2 separate regions of the Homo sapiens genome follow, and region 2 is linked to region 1. Evidence: chromatin contacts called from ENCODE Hi-C data. All regions are on one chromosome and are shown on one strand. Each heading gives the region's core, a stretch centred on a gene start or an enhancer-like site at or near the end of the contact. The rest is flanking DNA. Distances are from core to core; before and after follow the strand shown.

Evidence for each region. A loop is a pair of places that touch in the nucleus more often than their neighbours do. Pooled maps may share reads with other maps.
Region 2: a map with no recorded cell type shows a loop between it and region 1 (13-fold over the local background). The contact joins two enhancer-like sites. A Hi-C loop is called at or near these places in 4 of 37 single-sample maps with no recorded cell type and 1 of 50 pooled maps.

Annotation. Positions count from the first base shown.
Region 1 is chr20:15,314,001-15,319,529 of GRCh38, reverse strand. The region is part of intron 6 of MACROD2 (mono-ADP ribosylhydrolase 2); the gene reads right to left. Among named protein-coding and RNA genes, the nearest start is that of MACROD2-AS1, 390 kb to the right of the region's middle. Within about 2 kb of position 1,814, at least 2 of the 41 ENCODE cell types and tissues checked have a DNase peak (open chromatin) inside an H3K27ac peak, as active enhancers do.
Region 2 is chr20:16,388,918-16,394,615 of GRCh38, reverse strand. The region is part of intron 17 of KIF16B (kinesin family member 16B); the gene reads left to right. Among named protein-coding and RNA genes, the nearest start is that of KIF16B, 180 kb to the left of the region's middle. RefSeq lists a silencer at 1,909-1,968. Within about 2 kb of position 3,500, at least 2 of the 41 ENCODE cell types and tissues checked have a DNase peak (open chromatin) inside an H3K27ac peak, as active enhancers do.

The sequences.
Region 1 (5,529 bases), core at 565-3,064:
TAAAGGTTCCAGTTTCTCCACATCTTCACCAACACTTGCTATTTTCAGATTTTGGATTAATGCTATTCTAGTAGGTGACTTTCTCATTTCTGCAAAAAAGGACAATTGGAATTGTGAGAGGGATTTCATAGAATCTATACATAGCATTGGGTATTTTTGCCATCTTAACAATTTTAAGTCTTCTAATTCATAAGCATTAGATGCCTTCCATTTATTTATAGCTTCTTGAATTACTTTCAGCAATGTTTTATTGTTTTAAGTGTACAATTCATTTATTATTTAAATTTATTCCTGCATATATTATTCCTTTGCTCTTATTCTAAAGAAAAGTATATTCTTAATTTTCTTTTCAGTTTGTTAATTACTGGTATATAGAAGCAACTGATTTGTGTGTATTGATGTTGTGCCCTGCAACTTTGCTGACTTTGTTTACTAACACTAGCAGTTTTCTCTTTTTGTGGATTTTTGGAATTTTTAATATAGAGAATCATGTTATCTGCCATTAGAAATAGTTTTACTTCTTCCTTTCCAATTTTAATGCTCCTTATTTTTTCTTGCCTACATCCTCTGTCTGGAACTTTTAGTACAATGTTGAACAGCAATATTGAAAGCAAACATCCTTGTCTTGTTCTTAATTTTAAAGAGAAAGGTTTCAGTCTTTCACCATTGACCATGGTATTAATCATCAGGTTTTCATAAATGTCCTTTAACATGTTGAGAAAGTTTCTCCCATTTCTAGTTTTTGAGTATTTTTCTCATGAAAGGTTTTGGATTGTGTCAAATTCTTTTTCTGCACTGGTTAAGATAATTATTTTTTCCTTTGTTCTATTAATATGGTGTATTACATTGATTGCTGTTATCTTATTGAATGACTCTGGCATTTCTGTGATAAATCCCATTTAGTTATAATGTATAATCCTTTTAATATGCTATTAAATTGAGTTTGCTAGTATTTCTTGAGGATTTCTTCATCTATAATCATAAGGGATTTTGGTCCATAATTTTCTTATTTCTAGTGATGTCTTTGTCTGGCTTTGGTATCAGGATAAGCTGGCCACATAGAATGAGTTAGAACATGTTCCCTCTTCCATTTTTTGGAAAAGTTTGAGAAGGATTGCTGTTAATTGCTTAAATGTTGAGTAGATTCACCAGTAAAACCATCTGGTCTTAGGCTTTTCTTTGTTGGGAAGTGTTTAATTACTGATATAATTTCTTGTTATATAAATCTGTTCAAATTTTGTTTCTTCATGAGTCAGTTTTGCTACCTTGTATGCTTCTAGAGAATTGTCAATTTCATCCATGTTTTGTAATTTGTTAGCATACAATAGTTCAAATATTCTCTTATGATCTTTTCGTGGTAGAAGGTCTATAGAAATGTCACCACTTTCATTTCTGATTTTAGTTAAGTGCAACTTCTATTTTTTTCTGATTTCAGTTAAGTGCAACTTCTGTTTTCTTCTGATTTCAATTAAGTGCAACTTCTGTTTTTTTCTTCGTCTTGCTAAAGATTTGACAATTTTGTTGATCTTTTCAAGGATCTAACTTTTAGTTTTATTAACTATATCTCTGATGGCTAATTTTATGTATCAGCTTGACTGGTCCCAGACATTTGGCCAAACATCATTCTGGGTGTTTTTGTAACAGTGTCTCTGGATGAGATTAACATTTGAATTAGTAGACTGAGTAATGCAGACTGTCCTTCCTCCCTAATGTGCTTGGGCTTCAACCAGTTAACTGAAAACCTCAACAGTACAAAAAAAACTAAATAAAAAGAAACCCTTCTGCTTGACTACCTTTAGCTGAAACATTGCTATTTTTCTGCCTTTAGACTCAAACTGAAACACTGGTTGTTTTTGAGTCTGAAGCCTGCCAGACTCAAAAAGCCATTGGACTGGAACTTATATTCTCAACTTTTTTGGTTCTCCAGATCTTGGATCTTTTCAGCCTCCATTATCAAGTGAACCAATTCTTTATAATAAATATCTTGATAGAGATAGATAGACAGATAGATAGATAGATAGATAGATAGATAGATAGATAGATAGATTAGATGGATGGACAGAGATATAGATATCTTCTTAGCTCTGTTTCACTGGAGAACACTAATACTAATGTTTCTTCTTGAGTCAGTTTTGCTACATTGTATGTTTCTAGAGACTTGTCAATTTTATCTCTGTTCTGTAATAGTTCGAATATTCTCTTATGATATTTTTGTTGTAGGTCTATAGAAATATCACCATTTTCGTTTAGTCAGGGGAATTAGTCAAGGTCCTCCAGGTTTACTCTGATGTTTTTCTATCCTCTATTTCATTTATCTCTGCTCTAATAATTATTATTTCCTTTTTTAATACAAGCCTTGGGCTTAGTTTGCTTATTGTTTTCTACTTTCTTAAAGTGCAAAATTGGATTATTGATTTGAGATCTTTATTTTTAATGTTGGCATTTACAGCTATAAGTCACCCTCTGAGCACTGCTTTTTCTGCATCCTGTAAGTTTGTGTATGTGTGTTTTTATTTTCATTCATGTTTAGGAATTTTGCAATTTACCAGAGTGATTTCTTCTTTGGTTTATTGGTATTAAAGAGTGTGTTATTTAATTTTATTTTTCACATATTTGTGGACTTTCCAGTATTTTTTGTTGTTGTTGTTATTGGTTTCTAACTTCATGTCATTGTGGTCAGAGAAGATCACTTACATGATTTCAGTCTTTTCAAATTAATTGAAAATTGTTTTTGTGGCCTACCGTATGGTCTATTCTGGAAACAGGCCCAGAAGAAATTGAGAAGAATGTGTATTCAGCTGTTGTGGAATGGAGTGTTCAAAATCTCTGTCAGGTCTAGTTGGTGTATGGTGCTATTCAAGTTCTCTATGTCCTTCTTGGTCTCCATTTCAGTGTTCTATCCATTACTGAAAGTGGGATATTTAAATCTCTAATAGTTACTGTAGAACTATCTATTTCTCCCTTGAAGTCCATCAGTGTTTGCTTCATATCTTTTGGCTCTGTTGTTTGTTGCCTATATGTTTATAAATGCTATGGCTTCTTAAAGAATAGACTCTTTTATTAATATTTAATGTCCTTCTTTCTCTCTTTTAATAGCTTTTGACTAAAAGATCATTTTGCCTGATATTAGTAGAGCCACCCTGGCTTTCTTTTGGTTACTACTTGCATGGAATATCTTTATCCATATTTTTGCTTTGAACCCACATTTATCTTTAGATCTAAAGTAATCTCTGGAATCGTGTTTTTATCTGTCTGACCATTTCTGCCTTTGGGAAAATTTTATCCATGAGCATTTAAAATAATTACTGATAAGGAAGTTCTTAATTCTGTCATTTTGCTATTTGTTTTCTGTATATGTTATACTTTTTTTGTTCCTTATTTCCTTCATTATTGCTTTCTTTTGGGGTTAACTGACTTTTTTTTTTTTTAGTGTGCCATTATTACTTCTTCCTTATTTCTTTTTGTGTGTTTTTTAAAGATATTTTCTCAGTGGTTACTGTGGGAATTATAATTAGCATCCTAAATTTACAGTAATCTATTTTGAATTGATATCAATTTAGCTTCAATAGATAAAAAGAGTGTCCAAATGCAGCTTTTGCCTGCTTTATGTTGTTATTGTTACAAATTACATCTTTATGCACTGTGAGGCAATTAACCATATATTTATACTTTTTGTGCATTTGCCTTTTAAATCATATAAGAAATCAAAAGAGGAGTTATTAACCAAAGATAAAATAATACTGGCTTTTACATTTACCTATGCATTTACCTTCACCAGAGTTCATTATTTCTACATATGACTTCAACTTACTGTCATTTTAGCCTGAATAATTCTGTTTAACATTTCCTATAGGGCAGGTCTACTATTAACTTCCTCAGATTTTGTCCATCTGTAAATGTCTTAATTTCTCCATTTTTGAGGGATAATTTTGTCAGATATAGAATTCTTGGTTGATTGTTGTTGTTTCTGTCTTTTCATTTGAGTACTTTAAATATATCATTTTGCTCTCTCTGGCTTCCATGGAATGAGAAATCTGCTTTTAATCTTGTTGAGCATCTCTTGGACACAAGTCACTGCTCCCTTGTTGCTTTTCAGAGTTTCTTTGTTTCTAGTGTTTAACAGTTTGGTTATAATGTGTCTCACCGTGAGTCTCTTTGTGTCGATCCTTCTCGGGATTCATTGAGCTTCTTATATGTGTGGATTTTTACATCTTACCAAATATGGAGAGCTTTGGCCATTATTTCTTTGGCTATTCTTTTGCCTCTTTTTCTCTCTCCTATTTTTCTGTAATTCCAATCATGCACATGATAATATGCTTTAGGTGTATATACAAGTCAGTGTATTACATATACATACATATTACAGGTTTTTTAGGCTCTGTTCACTTTTCTTCATTCTTATTTCTCTCTGATTTTCAAATGAGATCATTTTAATTGACCCACTTCCAGTTTGCTGATTCTTTCTTCTACCTACTTGAATCTTTTATTGAAATCATCTGGTGAAATTAGCTCTGTGTTAGGGCACTCCTTGATTGCTTAGCCATGCTATTTAAAATTCTGTCTTAACCTTCACTTCCTGCTTGCATTGGCCTAGCAATCAGCATGAGTTGATAGCTCAAGGTCTTCTCATGTCATTTCTAACAGGTGTCCTGCACTGGGTGTGCATGTGGTTTTTAATCTCTCCAGTATATACAGACACTTTTGAATGATTTAGTTTCCCAGATAAACTATCTTTCCAGTTTTTCCTCCCAGGATTTCAGTTCTTCATTATTTGCCTCAACTACAACCTTTTGCCCCAGGTGGCTGGAGGTTGTTCATTGACCCTATAATATTTTCAAGAAATACCCACTGCTTTTTCACCCTGAATGAGTTCAAGTTTAGGCAAAATAAAGACAAACAACTTGCATCAGTCCCTCAGGCAAGCCCCAAGATTTGTTTGAATAGATAAAGTCTTGCTTTCTCCCTACAAAATCAGGGACACGGTCTCACACTGGGAACATGGGCTTCAAAAATTCTACCAAGCCGGGTAGGGGAGTATAGAAAGGGTATGTAAAAGTACCTTGAAGTTTTTATATCATTTTTTAACAATTATTTTATTTTAAGTAAAGATGGTGTCTTGCCATGTTGCCCAGGTTGATCTCAAACTGCTGACCTTAAGCAATTTTCCCACCTTGGCCTCCCAAAGTGCCGAGATTACAGGCATGAGCCACTGTGCCTGTCCGCTCATTTTTAAAGTTGCCTTTTTTTTTTCTTTTTCGATTAAGCATTCACTTGGTTGCTGTAAACATTTGACTGTTTTCCAGCGTGCTGACAAAGTTGATTCTGACAGCTTTTACTTGATTTCTTGGTTTCCAAAAGCAACAGGCCCTTGAAACTACTTTTTCCACCATTTTTGCTGACATCACTCACCATGTAAATTTCAACAGGACACTGGGTAAAACTTACTGGTCCTAATGATATTTTACCTTTTAATGATATTTTACCTTTGTCCTAGATATTCATTATTTCCATGAAGAGCTACCCATTATT
Region 2 (5,698 bases), core at 2,251-4,750, 1.1 Mb before region 1:
TACTGGTTTATTTTATTGGGCCTTACCATTTTTCAAAAGTTTAGTTTGCTGCAAGGCTGGTTTCTTCTCCAGTTTTTGGTCTCAGTTGTCTTGCGTTTTTATGGACCATTTACTAACTTTACAGTTGGCTATAGATTGCCTTAAATAGCTTGTTAAGATACACAATCTTGGGGAACATGTGATGAAAGCAACTGAAAGAAGTGGGCTTCTTCCTCCATTAACTGAGATTAGTGTTAATTGGAGACTTGCTTTTTTCCTTTTTGTCCGTGAATATTATTCCACTGTGAGCCACTTTAACTGATGAGCTTCGGGTGTTTTCTGTTTTCAAAGTAGGTGGGGAGATGAGCTCTTAAATTCAAAGAACAATCTGTCTTTATTCAGTTACTTCAGATTGTATTGTCTGAGTGGTGGGATGCATTTTGCTTCAGCCATTTTATAACCACACAATCTAAAACTGAATTGTCAAGGTCAGCTGAGCAAATGAGACTGTTCTGGTGAAATGATGAATGGCAGTTACAGGCAATGGTGGGAGAAAGTAGGTTTCCTCCTAGTCCTACATGGTAGCATGATTTTCCTTGGCAGTAACATATTAACTTGATTACGTGTCACCGGCTCTGTAATTTGTTAACTCATTTGATTAGAACATGTTGCTAATTCAGTCAAGGTTTCCAGTTGTACACATTCATTTTTGCTTCTGGATCTTTGCATATGCTATTCTCTCCTTCTAGAACACTTGTCCATTTGTCCACCGGCTCTTCACATGACCAAATCCTACATTGTCTCCAAAATCTCCATGTAAATGTCACTTCCTCAAAGAGGATTTACCAAACTCAGTCCAAATTTTACCTCCTGGGCTACTTATTCATAGCATCCTCTATCTTTTCTTGTTAGCACTTTAAGTAGTTGGTGATTATATCTGTTTGTACAACTGTCTACTCTTGGTCTCTGTATTTAGTGGTAAGTGGAAGAGTCTGGTTTTTTCAGTACTGTATTCCAACTTCTAAGTAGGTGTTTAAGGGAATAATTCTTGACTGAATGTGTGTATGTGTGAACTGTTTCCAGATAAGGAACTTCCATACCCTCCTTTTATCACAGACCATGACTCTTAACCTGCAATGGCTGGCTTCCAAGTCAGTGACACCGTATGTTTAACCATCACCAGCAACTCCCGTATCTCATGACCTAAGGTTAATTGTCATCATTGTTGGAAATAAATTGAAATGAACCACAGATTGATAGAAGCAAAGCAGAAGTAAAACAATTGCTATAACCAGTGTAGATTGAAAAAATTATTTTAAATAGGTAGTTACTCCCATTATAAAGTGAAATGCTTATTATAAAAAGTAACACATTCAGAAATGAATAAAGTAATCACAAGTATTCATAATCTTTTCACCAAGAAAACATGATTGGTTTATATTTGTAATATTTGCTTATATTTTAAGTACATATATTTAAGTGTACATCAGATATTGTAATTATGCATTATATAGAGTATTTAAAAAACAGAATTGAGATTGCACTAGATATACAGTTTCTACTTTTTTTAAACATTTAATTGTGTGCTTTTTCTCACGCCGTTGAATATGATTCTTCATTTTATGTTTATATCATTATTGATTTAACTTTTGACTAATCATTAAAGACACTCAGAACTATTTCCTTTTTTTTCCATGTAAATTGTTGATAACATTTCAATTAATCTTTATATAAATCTTGGTCTGCTTTGTTATTTTGTCAGCTAAATCCACGCCCAGAATTCTTTCTTTGATGGCAACTGCTGCTTAAATTAAAGCAACTTGGGGAGGAATAAGGAGGGAAATGTCAGGGAGAGAAATAAGGGAAGGAAGGACTATACCACTGGGTTGGAGACCTAGAAAAGAAAATGCACTGCAACAGAGAGCTGAGCATGGCAGACAGGCTGGTGCTCTGAGACCTCTGGCAGCCCTGGTCTGGGATACAGAGGCGCACATTTTCAGCATTGCCTGGTTAGGCGTATCGGCATGTTGTCTTTCACATGTGCGATCTCAGAGGCGTACACATGTGTCAGGTGGACTTGCAAAGCTCTTCACTTCAACAGTGTATCGTCATGGCAGAGGAACTGCGGTGCCTTTTATGAATCTCTTTTGCATCTTCAAGTTTCCCTTCTCTGTTCTCTGTTCCCTCTACCCACAAATGTGCACAGTGTTTCTTTCCTTAAACCAGCCCCTTCTTGGGCCACCCACTATAGACGTCACCAAAATGGTTTTTCAGGATAATTTCCCATGTACATTTCCAACAATATAAAATTGTGTACATAAATCATGGTGCATCTATGTTATAGAATCCCATGATATTAAACTATGTTGTAGAATAATAGTTAATGATTTGCTGATTTGTCCAAGGTGTATATTATGAGGAAATGATTAAATAATAGACTCTCTGGTAGGCTCTTCTCTGTGAGTGCATCTGTATGGCCGGAAAGGCTGAGGGCTGGGAACAAAATAAAGGAGTCATGGTGTAGGACACTTACCTGTGCTTTCTAAATTTTTTGCAGTGAATTATTGTAAACATGAGAGCATGCAGGGTATTAAAAGTTATTTCTTACGGCAAAGAGATGGACATCGGTTGACACCATCTCCTCACTCAGGTGGTCTGTAACTCCTTGTCATTGTGTTTCTGGCTGTGAAGCTCATGCCACTGTCTTCAAAACACTACCCATAGAAATCACCGGTTGAAACCTACTCTGTGCCTTACAGAAAGCCCTCAGGATACATGGTCAGCCAGGTGGGGATCTCTGTCCTCTGAAAACCCCAGTGGAGGGGGAGACAACCTCTGCCCTCTGTGACCTGAAAGGCCCTGAGTGGTGTCCACCCTAGCTCCCTCTTGGGCCATGATTCTTCTCTTGTGGCCACCCTCCCTTGGTTTCTTCTCCTGCTGGCACCATGTGGTCCTTCTGTACTTCCATTGTCCTGCACACATCCCCTCCTGGCCTGTGGCCTGGCTCATCCCTCATGTTGGCACCAGATGCATCTTCATGGCCACTCCCTTCCTTCATGCAGCTCTGTCCTGAATGTCCTCTTCTCAGTCCTTCCTCTTCCCCAGCTTTATGCTTTTTCATAGTACTTATCTCACGGCATACGCATTATGTATTAGTTAGCTCAACCCCACACTGGTATAGAGGTTTATGAGGGAAGAGACTTGATTTCTTTTGCTGAGACCACAGTGCCTAGGATAGTGCCTGGCATGTTGACCAGGTGAATTATGGGCGAGTGAACCACCAGTTCCTGAATGTCCTGCCCCGTGCTGTGATAGAGGACTCATGGGCAGGGGAGGCAGAAGAGAAGCTTGCCCAGGAAGGTGCCCTCGAGAGTGTGTCATCTGGACCTTTAATATTCTGCTCACAGTCTAACTTCCCTGTTATTTCTCATCACTTCCCTTTATTTAATCAGAGCAGTAGCCAGCTGAGGCTCTGTATAGCTTCCTCTGTGTACCTCTCATTTGTCTTCCTTCTGTTTTTCTTCCACTGGATCTTCCCCCACCCACACTATGCTCATCACAATTCTATCCGTTTTTCAAGGCCAAGCTCAGACAACACCTCCTCTGCAAGGCTTCCTCTCATCCCTATAAATGCTGTCCCTCCACCCCGTCTCCTGTTGAAAACATGCCCTTTCCCACTGGGCTCCTTACATTCTGTGTGATCGATATATGAGCATGTTTTCTTTCACTCTGTTTCACTCACTTAAGAGTATCCAAAGGCACGCTGTCCATTCTTTATTCTACTCAGAGTCCTGCCTGTTCACAGCAGGTGCCAGGACAAGTTTTGTTGTATATGTAGAATGCATGGCTGAAGGAAGTGGGAGGAAAATTATGTGGTGCATTCTTCTGGTTTGTCCAATGGGAAGAGGTATATTTTGTAATGATGGATCATTTTTAACTTTTGAGAGGCTCCTTCTGGTATAAAAAGTACCATGGTTTGGTTGAGAAGGTGAGATAGAATTCCAGCCTGGGTAGAAGAATGGATGAGGAGTTGGAAGAGGTGGGCTTGAGTCCAGACTCTTAAAAGGAGTTCACCTGGGCCCTCTCTCTCACACTCTATGGGCCTCATTCTTCTGGCCTGTAAAATAGGATGGAGGGGCAGGGGAGGTGGGGTGTGTACGAGTTCATTGTATGATCTATTTCAAGTGTCTATCCAGTCAGACTGCCTGTGATCCTCTGGCTTGATTAGGAAAGCCTCTGGGTTTCACATCTATGGTCCTAGCTGTCATTTTCAGAGCAAGTTATACCATTGCTATGAGAAATAGGCCGGGGAGAAACTTAGTGAAAATGCTTATGATATCAAATTTTATTATTTTTTAAAAAACCAATCCTTTTTTCTTAGGGCACTTTCCATTTGCAATGCAAAAGGCTTAAGACTGGCTCCTTGGAAAGTCTTTAGTGAGTACCTTCTAGACCAGCAATTTGGAAATTTATTAGAAAACCATTCCCAGAGTGTTTTGAATTTTTAAGTTATAAACTCTGACGTTTACTTAAGAGGGTTTAATTTCACAACCTTCTAGAATAAATTGCATTGTGAGACTTCTTGTATCCCACCCCCATCTTGATACACACCCCTCGAATTGTAATTTTATGTAAGTCCGCCTACTGTGGGATACCCTGACAATGATTTGAAAAAAGGGTGAGTGGGAGTGAGTAGTGTAGAAATTCTAATTGTCTCTACAAAACAGCTATTCCTACCTTTCTAATGAAAGTTTACCTGAGAGCTAATTCACACAGGAAAGACTTCAAGGCCTTTCCATGAAGAGCTGGAAACCTGATGGATGGCTGGGTTCTTCTTTTCATCAGTCTCCCAGAGCCTACCCTGGGTGAAATAACTGCTTTCTGCTTAGCCTTCAAGGAACATCTAGAATGTTAGGTTCACAAGGCTAGGAAGAAGATTGGATAGGACAAGCACAAACCCCTTCACCCAAATTCAAACATTCTCTTTAGTCTTTAAGATCCCCTAGTCTCCATGGGATTTGCTCAGTTGTGAGGTGCTTGAGAAGGCTGAAGTTTCCTAGGGGATGGTAGTGTGGTGAAAAGGTCAATCATTTTTTGTCTAAACCATTGAAGAACCCTCTGTAGTCGGAACTAAACCCTAGTGAAGCATCAGGGAAAGGTGAAACACCGTCCATTGAGTTCTAGTCCTTTTCTGGTTCTCTGGACTGAGGAATACTACCGAGCATTCCAGGCAAAAGGCCAGGAGTTCTTTCAAAGATGACATATGCTTGATCAGAACTAGCTGCATAATTTGCAGAGTTCAGTACATATTGAAAGTTGGGCCTCTTGTTCTAATATCATTAAGAATTTCAAGATGGCCACAGCAGAGAATCAAATATGGGACCTGTCTGAGCACAGGGCCCTGTGCAGCTGCATGGGTCACATGCCCATGAAGTAATCCCTATATTTGACAGTAGCCTAAAAGTCACCTAGGAAAAAGCCAGGCCTACGCATTGACCAAGAAGTTTTTCCTTGTCTGATCATGTGCCCACTGAGATAATAGAGTAATATCCATGCCAGGAACTTTACCAATATGACTGTCCCATAGGGAGACCGCCTCTGTTGCCAGGGGGTCTCCCTTCCGTGCATGTTGTGGGCTGGACTCAGCTTCCGTTACCCTCCCTATCTACCCGCACTGCAGCTGCCTGCTCAAGCATTGACTGGACCTGGGCAGTCATAC